Regions from separate parts of the Homo sapiens genome. Here region 1 is linked to region 2. Evidence: chromatin loops called from intact Hi-C (ENCODE). Cell type or tissue: heart left ventricle. All regions are shown on one strand. Links, peaks and the distances in the headings refer to the core of each region. The heading gives the core; the rest is flanking DNA. Region 1 overlaps PPP1R13B (protein phosphatase 1 regulatory subunit 13B). Region 2 overlaps ATP5MJ (ATP synthase membrane subunit j).

What was found. A loop is a pair of places that touch in the nucleus more often than their neighbours do. Peaks named below come from ENCODE experiments on the same cell type or tissue, not always from the same donor. Only the 100,000 strongest peaks of a DNase experiment are listed, where the experiment ranks them.
Region 1: it touches region 2 in a loop (8-fold over the local background); 99 of 110 quality-filtered maps call a loop at or near these places.

Annotation. Positions count from the first base shown.
Region 1 is chr14:103,809,769-103,814,768 of GRCh38, forward strand. The region is part of intron 1 of PPP1R13B (protein phosphatase 1 regulatory subunit 13B); the gene reads right to left. Among named protein-coding and RNA genes, the nearest start is that of PPP1R13B, 35 kb to the right of the region's middle. In heart left ventricle, for the core only: no CTCF peak of the experiment used is centred there; a DNase peak (open chromatin) is centred at 2,191.
Region 2 is chr14:103,902,919-103,914,659 of GRCh38, forward strand. It overlaps ATP5MJ (ATP synthase membrane subunit j), which reads right to left. Exons shown (of 4, transcript NM_004894.3): 3 at 11,043-11,066; 4 at 9,370-9,776. The coding sequence ends at 9,748. Among named protein-coding and RNA genes, the nearest start is that of ATP5MJ, 13 kb to the right of the region's middle. RefSeq lists an enhancer at 7,868-8,368. In heart left ventricle, for the core only: a CTCF peak has its summit at 7,610 (motif pointing left); a DNase peak (open chromatin) is centred at 7,533; H3K4me3 peaks cover 532 bases; H3K27ac peaks cover 345 bases.

The sequences.
Region 1 (5,000 bases), core at 1-5,000, 99 kb before region 2:
GCTATGATCAAACCACTGCACTCCAGCCTGGGTGACAAAGTGAAACTCTTGTCTCAAAATTATTATTATTATTTTTGAGACAGAGTCTCGCTCTGTCGCCCAGGCTGGAGTGCAGTGGCACGATCTCGGCTCACTGCAACCTCTGCCTCCCGGGTTCAAGTGATTCTCCTGCCTCAGCCTCCCTAGTAGCTGGGACTAGAGGCATGCGCCACCATGCCTGGCTAATTTTTGTATTTTTAGTAGAGACGGGGTTTCACCATGTTGGCCAGATGGTCTTGATCTCTTGACCTTGTGATCTGCCCGCCTTGGCCTCCCAAAGTGCTGGAATTACAAGTGTGAGCCACCGCGCCCAGCTGTCTCAAAATTTTAAAAAGGCCAGGCGTGGAGGCTCATGCCTTTAATCCCAGCACTTTCGGAGGCTGAGGCAGGTGGATCATGAGGTCTGAAGTTCGAAACCAGCCTGGCCAACATGGTGAAACCCCATCTCTACCAAAAATACAAAAATTAGCCCGACGTGGTGGCACATGCCTATAATCCCGGCTACTCAGGAGGCTGAGACAGGAGAATCGTTTGAACCCAGGAGGCAGAGGTTGCAGTGAGCCAAGTGACAGAGTGAGACTTCCTCTCAAAAATAATAAAAAATTAAAATTAGAAAATAATACTCTAGAATAAAGAACAGTATCAATTCTGACACCACTGTTCATCAATATTGAAAATTACTTTGGCTGGGCGTGGTGGCTCATGCCTGTAATCCCAGCACTTTGGGAGGCCAAGGCAGGCGGATCATGAGGTCAGGAGATTAAGACCATCCTGGCTAACACAGTGAAACTCGTCTCTACTAAAAATACAAAACATTAGCTGGGCGTGGTGGTGGGCGCCTGTAGTCCCAGCTACTCGGGAGGCTGAGGCAGGAGTATGGCGTGACCCGGGAGGTGGCGCTTGCAGTGAGCCGAGATCGCACCACTGCACTCCAGCCTGGATGACAGAGCGAGACTCCATCTCAAAAAAGAAAAAAAAAAATTGAAAGTGACTGCTTGAGGCTAGGTGTGGTGGCTCGTGCTTGTAATCCCAGCACTTTGGGAAGCTGAGCCCGGTGGATCACTTGAGGTCAGGAGTTCAAGACCAGCCTGGGCAACATGGTGAAGCCCCGTCTCTACTAAAAAAAAAAAAAAAATTAGCCGGGCATGGCAGTGCGTGCCTGTAATTCCACCTAACTCAGGAGGCTGAAGCAGGAGAATTGCTTAAACCCGGGAGGCAGAGGTTGCAGTAAGCTGAGATTATGCCACACTGCACTCCAGCCTAGAGGACAGCGTGAGACTCCTCCTCAAAAAAAAAAAAAAAAAAAAAAAAAGACAAAGAAAATTACTGCTTGAAATAATGGTTGCTTTACTAATGTTGATCACGTGAATATTATGGAAGCAGAACAAACACTGAATTTTAAACCACAGACTATGACCTCTTAGTGGGCTCTAAAATCAATTAGTGCCTCAGGACCAGTTTTGTTTTTTAATGAACTAGAACAGAACAATATATAACAGTTATTAAGAGAATGAAAAGACAAGCCACAGACTGGGAGAAAATATCTGCAAAGTACATATTTGATAAAGGACTTGGCCAGGTGTGGTGGTTCACACCTATAATCCCAGCACTTCGGGATGTCTGTAATCCCAGCATTTTGGGAGGCTAAGATGGGTGGATCACTTGAGCCCAAGAGTTCGAGAACAGTCTGAACAACATAGGGAGACCCCATCTCTACAAAAAACACAAAAAGTAGCCAGGTGTAGTAGTGCAGGCCTGTAGTCCCAGCTTCTTGGGAGGCTGAGGTAGGAGGATTGCTTGAGCCCAGAAGGTCGAGGCTGCAGTGAGCTATGACTGTGCCACTGCACTCCAGCCTGGGCACAAGAGTGAGACCGTCACTAAATAAATAAATACATAAAGGACTTGTATCCTAAATACACAAATAACTCTTTTTTCTTTTTTGAGATGGAGTCTCGCTCTGTCACCCAGGCCGGGCGCAGTGGCTCACACCTGTAATCCCAGCACTTTGGGAGGCCAAGGCTGGCAGATCATGAGGTCAGGAGATCAAGATCATCCTGGCTAACATGGTGAAACCCCGTCTCTACTAAAAATACAAAAACAGCATTAGCCGGGTGTGGTGGTGGGCGCCTATAGTCCCAGCTACTTGGGAGGCTGAGGTGGGAGAATGGCGTGAACCTGGGAGGCGGAGCTTGCGGTGAGCTGAGATTGAGCCACTACACTCCACCCTGGGCGACAGAGCCAGACTCCCCCTCAAAAAAAAAAAAAAAAAAAAAACCTCAATAATCATAAAACAAGCTAATGTTTTTGTTTCTGTGTGTGGTTTTTTTTTTTTTTTTTTTCTAGACAGTCTCTGTCACCCAGGCTGGAATGCAGTGGCGCAATCTCAGCTCACTGTGACCTCTGCCTCCTGGGTTCAAGCGATTCTCCCGCCTCAGCCTCCCGAGTAGCTGGGACTACAGGTGCCTGCCCCCACACTCAGCTAATTTTTGTATATTTTTAGTAGAGATGGGGTTTCACCATATTGGCCAGGCTGGTCTCGAACTCCTTACATTGTGATCCGCCCACCTCGGCCTCCCAAAGTGCTGGGATTACAGGCGTGAGCCACCGCGTGTGGCTGTTTCTGTGTTTTTGAGACACAGTTTCACTCTGTCGCCCAGTCTGGAGTGCCGTGGCACAAGCTCAGCTCACTGCAACCTCTGCCTCCTGGGTTCGAGCGATTCTCGTGACTCAGCTTCCTGAGTAGCGGGGATTGGGGTGCCTGCCATCAGGCCCAGCCAATTTTTGTATCATTAGTAGAGATGGTGTTTCACCATGTTGGCCAGGCTGGTCTCGAACTCCTGACCTCAAATGATCCCCCTGCCTCAGCCAAGGTGCTAGGATTACACGCGTGAGCCACCGCACCTGGCCAAAACAACCTAATTTTTAATGGGCAAATGATCTGAACAGATACTTCACCAAAGATGACATACAAATGGAAAAATAAACATATGAAAAACATGTTCCGTATCATAGGTCATTTGGGAATTGCAAATTATTAATAAAACAACAGTGAAATACTACTACACACCTACTAGAATGGCCCAAATCCAAAGCATCGACAACACCTAACACTGGTGAGGATGCGGAGCAAAAGGAACTTGCAGTTGGGAATACAAAATGGTACAGCCATGTTGGAAGACAGTTTGGTGGCTTCTTAAAAAACTAAGCATACTTTTACCATGTGATCCAGCAATCCCACCACTTGGTCTTTACCCAAAGGAGTTGAAAATGTGTCCAGACAAAAACCTGCATGTGAATGTTTATGGCAGCTTTGTTCATAATTGCCAAAACTTGGAAGCAACCAAGATGTCCTTCAGTAGATGAATGGATAAACAAACTGTGGTACATAATACTGCTGGAATATTATTCAGTTATTCAGCAATGTTAAAAAAAAAAAGCACAAATCCAGAAGAGAGTCCCCACTGTACTTTCACGTCCCCACCGTACTTTCTGCTCCATCTTTCTGTATATCTAAAACTTCTATAAAAAATAAGACAGTACACTGCCCATGGAAAGGGTAAGATATGGTTTGGCTGTGCCCCACCCAAAAGCTCATCTTGAATTGTAATACCCATGTGTCAAGGGGAGAACCAGGTGGACATAATTGGATCATGGGGCGGTTTCTCCCATTTTGTTCTCGTGATAATGCGTGAGTCTCACGAGATCTGATGGTTTTATAAGCATCTGGAATTTCCCCTGCTGGCATTCGTTCTCTCTCCTGTCAGCCTGTGAAGAGGTGCCTTCCGCCATGATTGTAAGTTCCTGAGGTCTCCCAGGCACGCAGAACTGTGAGTACATTAAATCTCTTTCCTTTATAAATTACCCAGTCTCCGGTAGTTCTTTATAGCAGGGTAAGAGAAGAGTAACATAGGGTGTTTTCTCCTGACATTTTGACACGTATAGATACGTGTCTGAGTATTTAGGTAAGAACTGAGTCACCTTGTAAAAGGTATTTCTTAGTGTGGGTTCATGGTCAGAAAAGTTTGAAAGATACTACTCTGAGGGCCTCATGAAACCTACCAGGACTTCCATAAAACTAAATGAAAAGTCACTGCACTAGGGAAAAAACATTTCCATTATCATTTATTGGTACTTATTATTACTCATTATAGTATGGACTTTACACATTCTCAATTGTCATACCATCTTTGTGATATAGGTACTACTCTTCACTTTACAGATTAGGAAAAAGAGGGTCAGAGAGGTTAAATAATTTGTCCCAGATGGGCGTGGTGGCTCACACCTGTAATCCAGCACTTTGGGAGGCCAAGGCGGATGGATCACCTGAGGTCTGGAGTTCACGACCAGCCTGGCCAACATGGTGAAACCCCGTCTCTACTAAAAATACAAATATTAGCCGGGCATGGTGGCACATGCCTATAATCCCAGCTACTTGGGAGGCTGAGGCAGGAGAATGCCATGAACCTGGGAGGCCGAGCTTGCAGTGAGCCGAGATTGCCCCACTGCACTCCAGCCTGGGCGACAGAGCAAGACTCCGTCTCAAAATAAATGAATAAATAAATAAATAAAATAATAATTTGTCCCAAGTCTGCTGAACTAATAAATACTAGAGTCAGGATTTAACCCTGGCCTGTGTGACTCCAAAGCTTAAGCTTTAAACCACTACTCTAAAATGCTTCAAAATAAAAAAGATAAGGCAGTAAAAGTTTCAATGGGCTGAGCCCCGTGGCTCACACTTATAATCCCAAGACTTTAGGAGGCTGAGGCAAAAGGATCACTTGAGGGTAGGAGTTAAGAGATGAGCCTAAGCAACTTGACGAGACCACATCACTATTTAAAAAAAAACAAAAACCGGCGGCGGGGCGCGGTGGCTCACGCCTGTAATCCCAGCACTTTGGGAAGCCAAGGTGGGCGGATCACGAGGTCAGGAGATCGAGACCATCCTGGCTAACACAGTGAAA
Region 2 (11,741 bases), core at 5,522-10,521:
CACTGCAGCCTCAACCTTCTGGGCTCAAGAAATCCCCCTGCCTTAGCCTCCCAAAGTACTGGGATTACAGGCATGAGCCACCACGCTTGGCCAGCATAGAATTTTTAGAAACCTTTTTTTTTTTTTTTTTTTTTTTTGAGATGGAGTCTCACTCTGTCACCCAGGCTGGAGTGCAGTGGCGTGATCTCGGCTCACTGCAAGCTCCGCCTCACCAGTTCACGCCATTCTCCTGTCTCAGCCTCCTGAGTAGCTGGGACTACAGGCGCCCGCCACCATCCCCAGCTAATTTTTGTATTTTTTTGGTAGAGACAGGGTTTCACCGTGTTAGCTAGGATGGTCTCGATCTCCTGACCTCGTGATCCACCCGCCTCGGCCTCCCAAAGTGCTGGGATTACAGGCGTGAGCCACCGCACCCGGCCAGAAACTTTTCTTATAGCTTTATTGAAGTATAAAGTCTCCACATAACATTATGTCTACATAATTTGGAGGTTATTGGTAAGTTTCACATTAATTGCACAATTTGATGAGTTTTTTTTTTTTTTTTGAGATGGAGTCTCACCTTATCACCAGGCTGGAGCGCAGTGATGCGATCTCAGCTCATTGCAACCTCCGCCTCCTGGTTCAAGTGATTCTTCTGCCTCGGCCTCCCAAAGTGTTGGGATTACAGGCATGAGCCACCGAGCCTCGCCAATGAGTTTTAACATATATATACACAGTCAAACCATCCCCACAATCAAGAAAATGAACAGATCCATCACCCCCCAAAGTTTCCTCCTGACTTTTTGTAATCAATCCCTCCTCCTCCATCTCTGCTGTGTTTCCCTTAGATGAGCCCAGGAGTTCAAGACCAGATGGCATCTCTCTCATTCCTGATATTGATTTTATCTTCTTCCTTTATTTTTTTCTTGATCAGTCTGGCTAGCGGTTTATCCATTTTATTGACGTTCTCAAAGAACCAGCTTTTGGTTTCATTGATCTTTCTCCATTGTTTTTCTCTTTTTCGTTTCTTTTTTTTTTTTTTTTAAGGAGGGGTCCTGCGGCCGGGTGCGGTGGCTCACACCTGTAATCCCAGCACTTTGAAAGCCCGAGGCGGGAGGATCACGAGGTCAGGAGATTGAGACCATCCTGGCTACACGGTGAAACCCCGTCTCTACTAAAAATACAAAAAATTGCCGGGCGTGGTGTCACGCACCTGTAGTCCCAGCTAGTCAGGAGGCTGAGGCAGAAGAATCGCTTGAACCGGGGAGGTGGAGGTTGCAGTGAGCTGAGATTGCGCCACTGCACTCTGGCCTGGGTGACAGAGCGAGACTCCATCTTGAAAAAAAAAAAAAAGATGGGGTCTTGCTATGTTACTGAGGGAGATCTTGAACTCCTGAGCTCAAGCAATCTTTCTATCTCAGCTTCCTGAGCCTGGGATTATAGGCACATGCCAGAGTGCCCAGCTCTCTGTTTTCTCTTCCATTGAAACGTCTAATTTCTTGTCTTTCCCATCTTTGGCTTGGGAAAAATTTGCTCTTTTCTTTGTAGTTTCTTACGTCTCATGTCTGGTCCACCTAACAGGCTTATTTCTATTAATTAACCCAGTGGAGTCTATGGTAAGCATCAGTATCTTGGAGTTCAGTTATGGGAGACTCATTGCCTCCAGACTGATTAGCTCTGGAGGACAGGCTAAATCAAATTTCTACTCTGGCAATAGAAAGAGCTACCAGGTTCCTGGACCACAATAGCTGCACTGAGCATGGTCCTTCCCTCTGGCCTGGCCAGGAAGTCAGAAACCATTCTGTCATTTCCTTGTCATTAGTAATAGAGTAATTGGTAATATATAGTCACTAAAGATATCCCTTACTCTATTTTAGCAAGAGCTAGGAAATTATTTTTTAATTAGCATCCTTATTTAATTAAATTCATTAAAAGATATGAGTACCTACCATAAATGCCTGGTCCTTTGTTAGATATCAGGCTTACAAGAGATGAATTCATGTCCTTTACATACATCTGCAATTTATCATCTATCCTACAATTGCTTCACAGTTTACTTTATTTTTGGATGATGCAATTTAGGTTCATTACAAATCCATTAGCTATAGAATTACAGAGCTGAGAGAGATTCTGGAAGTCTTAATTTAGAGATGAGAAAGCCGAGGCCCAGAGAAGTTACGGAGTTTGCCAGAGGCCACACAGGCAATGAGCAGTAGCTCCAGCCGGAACCCGAATCCAACCTATGTGAATGATCTCAGGTACAGGGGCACAAATAAGAGGCACAGGCTGTGCACAGGCATTTGCAGAAATACATATATATATATATTTTCTTGAGACAGTCTCACTCTGTCATCCAGGCTGGAGTAGAGTGGCATGATCACGGCTCACTGCAGCCTCGACCTCCTGGGATCAGGTAATCCTCTCGCCTCAGTCTCCTGAGTAGCTGAGTAGCTGGGACTACAGCCCGGCCTGGAAACACTTTTTACATGGCACAATAAAACCAGAATAGGCCGGGGGCGGTGGCTCACGCCTGTAATCCCAGCACTTTGGGAAGCCGAGGCAGGCGGATCACGAGGTCAGGAGATCGAGACTATCCTGGCTAACACGGTGAAACCCCGTCTCTACTAAAAATACAAAAAATACAAAAAATTTGCCGGTCACTGTGGCGGGTGCCTGTAGTCCCAGCTACTTGGGAGGCTGAGGCAGGAGAATGGCGTGAACCTGGGAGGCAGAGTTTGCAGTGAGCGGAGATCGCACCACTGCACTCCAGCCTGGGCAACAGAGTGAAACTCTGTCTCGAAAAAAAAAGAAAAAAAAAAAAAACTAGAATGATACTCTGTGTGCTTTTTATGTGAGGCTTATTACGATTTTTAAAATTTTAGTATTCCTCTTTTACCACTCCTAATTTTCATCTGTTCTACAAACACTTATAATATTCCAACTCCAACACGACCTAGTTTACAGTTTTTACTGAGGTGGGAGCAGCATCGTTTACTTCCTCTCCATGGCCACTGTCCCGAGTATGGCGTGCGCGCCACAAAGTTCAGGAAGCGTGGCTGACCTCTGAGACCCCGACCCTCTTCCTCACGCCTTGCATTTGGTGCCAGCAGCAGTGGTAGAAGCAGGGCTAGGGAGGCCAGCGCCAGCTGCCGCTTTCTCCTGCAGGGGGAGGGCGAGCTCTGTGGGAGCCTGCAGCCTCCTCACCGCGTTGTTAGGCGGGTCTTGGCGGGGTTGGGTGAACTGTCTTGGTTGCACGACCTGCTCGGGGTTATTGAAATGGCTAGTGGTGAATAACTCCCTCTCTGAAATACACTTTTTCCCACTCTGTGAAACCCACCTCCTCTGGATGCTGGAGCAAGGATGCCACATCAAACTCTGCCTGCTGCCTGCTCTAATTCGGTCCTGGAGTCCCAAGGAGCTACCAGTGCAGTGAGTGTAGCTCAGGATGACATGTTACTCAGCAATGGGCCCAGTGTCTGACACGCATAGAAGCCAACACTATGGCACCAGCTTTCCAAGAAAGAAAAAAGCTTTATTGCGAGCGGACTGCAAGGAGATGGGAGACAACGCTTAATTCTGCCTCCCTGAGCTGGGGGTGGGTCCAGCTTTTATGGCATTCCTAGCTGGTCCCAGGTGATGCCAATGTAGCTGGCTGGCCAGGCTGCTGGTAAGGATGAGGAGGTTAAAGTGTTTCCCATTGCCCACGCCTGGGCAATTCTGGCTCTGCGTCAGCTAATTAACTTAAGCACTGGTTAATTGGCTTGAGCTGGTCCCTTGGTTACAATAATGCCAGGGCTGAGGTTTGCTCCCTGCAGCTCTGAGCTGCCTAAACCTTTGGCTCTTCTTTTGATGGCTTCTAAGACACCCAAATACCAAATGCTCAAATTTGTTTTTTTAATTATCCAACTTTTTGTTTTCGACAGAGACGGGGTCTCTGTCGCCCAGGCTGGAAGTGCAGTGGCGCAATCTCAGCTCACTGCAACCTCCACCTCCTGGGTTCAAGCAGTTCTCCTGCCTCAGCCTCCTGAGTAGCAGGCATTACAGGCATGTGCCACCACGCCCGGCTAATTTTGTATTTTTAATAGAGACAGGGTTTCACCATGTTGGCCAGGCTGGTCTCGAATTCTTGACCTCAGGTGATCCGCCCACCTTGGTCTCCCAAAGTGCTGGGATTACAGGCATGAGCCACTGCGCCTGGCCAACTTTTTTTCTTTAAAGTGACGTGTCAATTCAAATTTTTCTCAGCCAAACAGTATTCATTTGATGTTGTATATTGGAAGTTTTTCAAATTGCAATACTCAGCCTTTTTATTGTGAAGTGGAGTATATTTTTTCAAACGTAAAGACGGATCTTGGGCCGGGTGCGGTGGCTCACCCCTGTAATCCCAGCACTTTGTGAGGCCTAGGTGGGCGGATCACGAGGTCCAGAGATGGAGACCATCCTGGCTAACATGGTGAAATCCTGTCTCTACTAAAAATACAAAAAATTAGCCAGGCGTGGTGGCACATGCCTGTAGTCCCAGCTACTCAGGAGGCTGAGTCAGGAGAATGATGTGAACCTGGGAGGCGGAGGTTGCAATGAGCGGAGATCACGCCATTGCACTCCAGTTTGGGTGACAGAGCGAAACTCCGTCTCAAAAACAAAAACAAAAACAAACAAACAAAAAAGACCAGGCGCGGTGGTTCATGCCTGTAATCCCAGCACTTTGGGAGGCCAAGGCGGGCAGATCACCTGAGGTCGGGAGTTCGAGACCAGCCTGGCCAAGATGGTGAAACCCCATCTCTACTAAAAATACAAAATTAGCTGGGCGTGGTGGCGCATGCCTGTAATCCCAGCTACTCGGGAGGCTGAAAGGAGAATCGCTTGAACCCGGGAGGTGGAGGTTGTGGTGAGCTGAGATCGCACTATTGCACTCCAGCCTGGGCAACAAGAGCCATAAAGATGGCAGAAAAGACTGAATGTATTACCATATTTGAAAAGAAAAAAAGGCTGGGCGAGGTGGCTCACGCCTGTAATTCCAACACTTTGGGAGGCCGAGGCGGGCGGATCACGAGGTCAGGAGATCGAGACCATCCTGGCTAACACAGTGAAACCCTGTCTCTAATAAAAATACAAAAAATTAGCCACGCGTGGTGGCGGGCGCCTGTAGTTCCAGCTATTCGGGAGGCTGAGGCAGGAGAATGGTGTGAAACCGGGAGGCAGAGCTTGCAGTGAGCCGAGACTGCGCCACTGCACTCCAGCCTGGGCAAGAGAGCAAGACTCCATCTCAAAAAAAAAAAAAAAGAAAAAAAAGAAAAAAAAGCAGATCAGGAAGACAGCATGGAAACATTTATAACCATGAACATTTCAGTCCTGAGTTGTAGTTTTAAAAATGTTTTTATAACCATAAAAAATTCAGTCTGGAGTTGTAAATTTAGTTTAAAAAGTAAGGTTTTTTTGGGGGGGAGGGGCAAGGTCTCACTCTGCCACCTGGAATGCACAACCCTAGCTCACTGCAGCCTTGGTTACCCAGGCTCAAACGATCCTCCCACCTCAGCCTCCTGAGTAGCTTGGATTACAGGCGTGAGCTGTCACAGCCAGCTAATTTTAAAATTTACTTGTAGAGACAGGGTTCTGCCATGTTGCCCAGGCTGGTCTCAAACTCCTGGCCTCAAGCAATCCTCCGGCCTAGGCCTCCCAAAGTGCTGGAATTACAGGCATAAGCCACTGTGCCTGGTTTAAAAAATAAGTTTTTATTCCTAACTAAATGAGAGTTTTCTGACATTTTCCCTCTAGACTTAGGTGTTCATTAACTCTGGCCTATATTACATCATTCTTTAAGAGGGAAAACAAGTGAAAAAGCTGAGACTTCCTTTGTAGTAAGAGACATCAGGGGAGCGGTTGTTGTGAAGAGTGGTGATGAGACAGTCACTGTCTGACAGAGCCGCCCGCAGAGTCGTTACCTTCATTTCCTGGGGCTGCACAGTGCCAGCTTCTCAAACAGGTATTATAATACTAACACAGGCTTCCATCACATGGCTTTTTTTTTAAAGTATTTTTAAAAACTTTTTATTGGGAAAAGTTAAAATGTATGCAGAGTGAATTCTGTAATGCACTTCTAGACGTCCACCCCCTACCCTCTACACAATTACCGATCTCATCCCATCTAGAGACTCCGTCCCCCCAATCTGTTTTGACTGGCTAGTATTTGCTGGTGTATCTTAAAGTACATCCTAGGTATCATTTCACACCTACATAATTGCGCCTGCATTTCTTTCTTTTTTCTTTTTGAGACAGAGTCTCTGTCGCCCAGGCTGGAGTGCAATGGCACGATCTCGGCTCACTGCAACCTCCGCCTCCTGGGTTCAAGCAATTCTTATGCCTCAGCCTCCCAAGTAGCTGTGATTACAGGTGCGTGCCACCACGCCTGGCTAGTTTTTGTATTTTTAGTAGAGACACGGTTTCACCATGTTGGCCAGGCTGGTCTTGAACCCCTGACCTCAGATGATCCACTGTGCCCGGCCTGCACCTCCATTTCTAAAACCAAAGAAATTTTCTTTAATAACTACAATACCACTATTGTGGTGGTGATCACCTAATAAGATTAACACTTCAACATCACTTAACACCCAGTCCACGTTCACATTTCTCTGTACGTACCAGAAATGCCTCTTGGTGGCTGGTTTGTCTGAAGGGTGGAAGCAGGGTCCGTGCTCAGAGCTGGCTGTTGAGCAGGTGCTGTGCTTGCTCCAAGGCCCGTGTGCAGCGAGGCCTGATGCTGGCGCCCGTCAGACGGTTCCTAACAGCACAGACGTCCAGGATTGTGTCTGCCAAGCACTGGCACTGTGTGTCTGCAGGTCTGTTCTCTAGCCTCTGTGTTCAGGGAGTGAAGAGAACGTGTGCTAACCACCGCCGCATCCCCGACGGCAACGCACGCCCAGCACAGGTGAAGGAGCTCTCTGAAGCCACGCTGTGGTCCGAGTCCCGATTCTGAAGCGGGTCAGATTTTGAATCCTGGCCAACCAGTTAACTAGTTGGTTTGTTAGCCAGGTAGTTATCCTCTAGTACAAACTACTTATCCTGTCTGGGCATCCATTTCTTCAGCTGTGAAATGGGGTGATGGTATGGGCTCACGGGTTATTGTGCAGATAAAAATGAAGCAGACTACGGCCTGGCACCCCGGAACTCGGGATCCGTTAGCTTGACAGAGACAACTCCCTTGAGGGTGGCAGGAAGCACACCCTCCAAAGCCTCTGGTTGGGGTGCGTGTACCCCTGGGATACAGTGACAATCAAGAAGAAACACCATGCCTTCTCCTAGAGTCTCATCTGAGGCTAACTTAGAGCACGTTGTTTAAAATGACACCTTCAGCTGCCTGTGAGCCACTTCCTCTCCTCCCAGCCTTTGTCGTTACTCTGCAGCACAGCTGAGCACTGCATTAAGTCAGAGCAGCACGAATGCGTAGGCTTTGGGACAAAAAGCCTCTGGGATTCCTTCCTGAACTGGCCCTGCCCACTCCCGTGGCTCTCTGTGCATACCTCTTGCCCATTGGCACCGCCCTCCAAATGCTCCTTTCAACAGATCCTCCTGGCCCCGTGCTCCTCGCCCACGGGGAAGCCCAGGTGACATTCTCTAGCTCCACCTACAGGCTGCCTTCGGGACAAGACCTGGTTGTTTCCAAAACCCCGAGGGATTCAGTGTGTGAGTGAGTTCTGGGATAGCAAATGCAATTATTTTTTGTTTTCTTTTTGAGACAGGGTCTCGTTCTGTCGCCCATGCTGGAATGCAGTGGTGTGATCTTGGCTCACTGCAGTCTCGACCTAAGCTCAAACAATCCTCAAGCATCAGCCTCCCCAGTAGCTGGGATTACAGGCGCACACCGCTACGCCTGGATAATTTTTGTTATTTTTTGTAGAGATGGGGTTTCGCCATGTTGCCCAGGCTGATCTCAAACTCCTGGGTTCAAGCGATCTGCCCGCCTCAGCCTCCCAAAGTGCAGGCGTGAGCCACTGGGCCCAACCTACCCTGGTAATTTGCCAAAGGAAGCCTTAAGTAGTAAAGGGAGAAGAGGAATGGCCCAGCCTTTGTGGGGAAGCCCTCCTGGGTCAGACACATCAATCTCTGCTTCCGGGGGTGAGGTGGGGGGTGGGGGTGGGGAGGGCAGCTCCCATCCGTCCTCACCTCCCTTTGGAGGAGAGTTCAGGTTCTGGGGGTTCAAGTCCTAGCCCCAGTGCTTGCTAACTGCGACATCTGTAGCGTGTTACTGCCTCTCAGCCTGTTTCCTGTTCTGAAAGTCAGGGCCTGTACTGATGCCTCACTAGGTTCTAAGGTGGACTAAATGCACTAAGATGCGTGACACAGGGCTGGAGCCTGGTGCCAGTGCAGTGGATGTGAAGGCTGTGATAGGGCAGGCCTGGGTTCTTTGTATCATTAGAAATTTTCCAGCTGGGGTCCTGGCATCCGCATGTCCTGGATGCTTGTTAGACATACAAGTTCTTGGGCTCCTTCCTACAGCAGTGCAATCAGAACACTGGGGCCCAGCTGGCTGTTAGGGCCTTCCAGGTGATTCTAATGCACTCTCAAGCCTGAGCAGCTGGGCAGATGGATAATTTTAAAGGTAGGGCCTTTCTGTACCACAGCAGATTCATCTTCTGGAGGCAGAAGAGAACAAAATACGTTCGCAGGAAAAATGTGATTCCTGTGTCAGAACCAAACCCTCTGAATCTCACACGACCTGACGCTGACTTCCACTGATGCTGTGTAATGCTTTCCTGCAAACTTCTCACACAGCCCAACAACCCTGAGGCTGTTGGAGGAAGCCATGACAGGTTTTGGTTGTCTTACAAAAGAAACTGAGGCTCAGAGAGATCTCCGTCATCTGTTGGACATCTACCATGGGCCAGACCTAATGAGGCTAAATGCCAGAGACACAGATGATAAACAGGATGGTCTCAAGAGGACAGGACACCCAGGGTGCAGCCACCACCCCCATTCCACAGCTGCTCTCCTACCCACCTGCAGAGTGCCAGATTTCAAACTGGACTCACTTTTACCCCCATGCTTGCTGCTTTAGAATCTTTTTAGCGCACAATTTAGGGATCTTGGTAATTGTCTTAGATGGAGACAAATATTATGCAGTATGCATTTGATACTAGCCTAACTAGAATCAATTGGCTTTTTTTTTCAATTGGCTTATTATGTACTTTGCCTTGTGATTATTTCCTGATGCAATATTCTCCTACAGCTTATAATTTCAACTACTATGTCATTGAATGCTACCTTATTTCTAAAGGACTTCATAGTTTAAATCTTTCTCTTATTTATCCTCATAATAACTGTAAGTTAGAGCTTACATAATTAACATCTCCATTTTCCAAATAAGAAAACAAGAGGCTCAGAGAGGCCACAAGATAAGTAGCAGGATCAAGTTTAATAAACGTTTATTGAGCAGTAGAATACAAGTGAGTGCCTGGATCCTGATCACCAAGTCCTGTACAACTGAGGTAATTATTTCACAATGATGGGTGGCTCAGTGAGATTCTGATTGCATGCGCTGCATGACAAATTATCTACTCAGAGTATGCCTGACACGCCGGAGGGGCTGAGGGGGAACACACTGAAAGCAGTACCAGGTAGCAGTGCATCTCACAGATCCATTTATTCATGCCATGAAGTAAACGGTACTTATACAAGTGTACAGTGACGTTCCACGCTCCCCATCTAACACGGCTTGCTGAAATTTACAGGCAGACTGACGTTTTCTTTCACATGTACTCCAAGTAAATCTGGTTAGTGATGACCAGGAGCAGGCGCTGAAGCTTTTGAAAGAGATGCATATATAAATATGATTTAAGAAGGAAGGAACAAGTTGGATGTAATTTATTAAACAAGTATCAAAAGAAGTTGATCAACAGTCCAAAAAGATAAATGACACCTTTCAATACTATTGAAAAGTAGGATTATTTCTATATGAAACACCCAGAGTGCTTAAGGGTTCATGTAATGACAGCAGACAGGCAGTGGTCACCCACAGCGCAAAGAGAGAGGCAGGGAAACACCTCCTCCTCAAACTCATGTAGCCAGTCCTGGGTTTGTGTAACATTCAAATGGCTACAGTTTCATTGTCACTCTGGCATAAATTTATAAGGCGCTTTCTTTCAAAATACATTAAAGGCCAGGCGCAGTGGCTCACGCCTGTAATCCCAACACTTTGGGAGGCCAAGGCAGGTGGATCACCTGAGGTAGGAGTTTGAAACCAGCCGGCCAACCCCATCTCTACTAAAAATACAAAAAATTAGCCGGGTATGGTGGCGGGCACCTGTAATCCCAGCTACTTGGGAGGCTAAGGCAGGAGAATTGCTTGAACCTGGAAGGCGGAGGTTGCAGTGAGCCAAGATTGTGCCACTGCACTCCAGCCTGGGCAACACAGCGAGACTCTGTCTCAAAAAAAAAAAAACCCAAAAAACAAAACCAAACCATTAAAAACACATCATTACGGGTAGGCTGAGGCGGGTGGATCACAAGGTCAGGAGATCCAGACCATCCTGGCTATGTGAAACCCTATCTCTACTAAAAATACAAAACATTAGCCAGGCGTGGCGGCAGGTGCCTGTAGTCCCAGCTACTCAGAAGGCTGAGGCAGGAGAACGGCATGAACCTGGGAGGCGGAGCTTGCAGTGAGCTGAGATCGCAGCACTGCAGTCCAGCCTGGGCGACAGAGCGAGGCTCCGTCTCAAAAAACAATAAACAAAATAAAACGACATCATTAGGGAACTTCTAGGACAGCATGCTTGCACAGCTCACTTGTGCTTCCCTATTGGTGATGATATCGACTACCTCTAATTAATCCATTCCTCTATTACTCCTGGAAGTTTTACTTGATCCACTTGACTATAAAAAGCAGAAATTCAGAATTCTCTTTCCCAGCAGGCATAGCAAACTTCAAGCTGTGAAGCATTTCAACTGCACCTTACATATATACTGAACTGTGTTTCGATTTCAATTGAGAACAACGATATACCTTGTCCTGAAAAGACATGATGCTGTTTTCCATTCCCAACCATTTTCAGAAGCAAAAATCTTACCTTTCAAAGCCTTACTTCTTTTATCTAAAATAAAAGGAAGGAAAAAAAAGCAGTCATATCAATGCTTTACAAAAATGCCTTTGTCAAAATTAACATTTAGCTGAAGGCATTGTAGCTTAGGTAAAGCAATTCAGGAAGCTTTCAGAAAATGTCTTATAGCCAAGAAATGGTAAAATTCCTACCAAAGATGTTCTATGAACAGCTAACAGCCCTTTCAAATTTGCAGGGCTCCTTACCTTCTACAATGTCCTAAACTTTAGTCTTGCAGCATAAAGTTTTCTCTTTTCTCTTTGTAATCAATGGCTTAGTAACATGTGATTGGGCCACACTGCTCTGCTCTACTGAGAACCAAGTGGTTATTCCTCCCCTCCAAATTTTTTTACAAACAAATTTCAAATATTCAGAACAGTTGAAAAGGTGCAATGAAATACCACATACCATGAACCCATACCTTAAATATTTTAGCCTTCATCTCTTAAAACGAATGTAATACCACTTTCACACCTAAGAAAACTCACAATTCTGATATTAAAGTCTTGTTCAAAGTTCCCCAATTGGGCCAGGTGTTGTGGCTCACGCTTGTTAATTCCAGCACTTTGGGAAGCCAAGATTGGAGGACTGCTTGAGCCCAGGAGTTCAAGACCAGCCTGGGTAACATGGCAAAACCCCATCTCTACAAAAAAAAAAAGTACAAAAAAA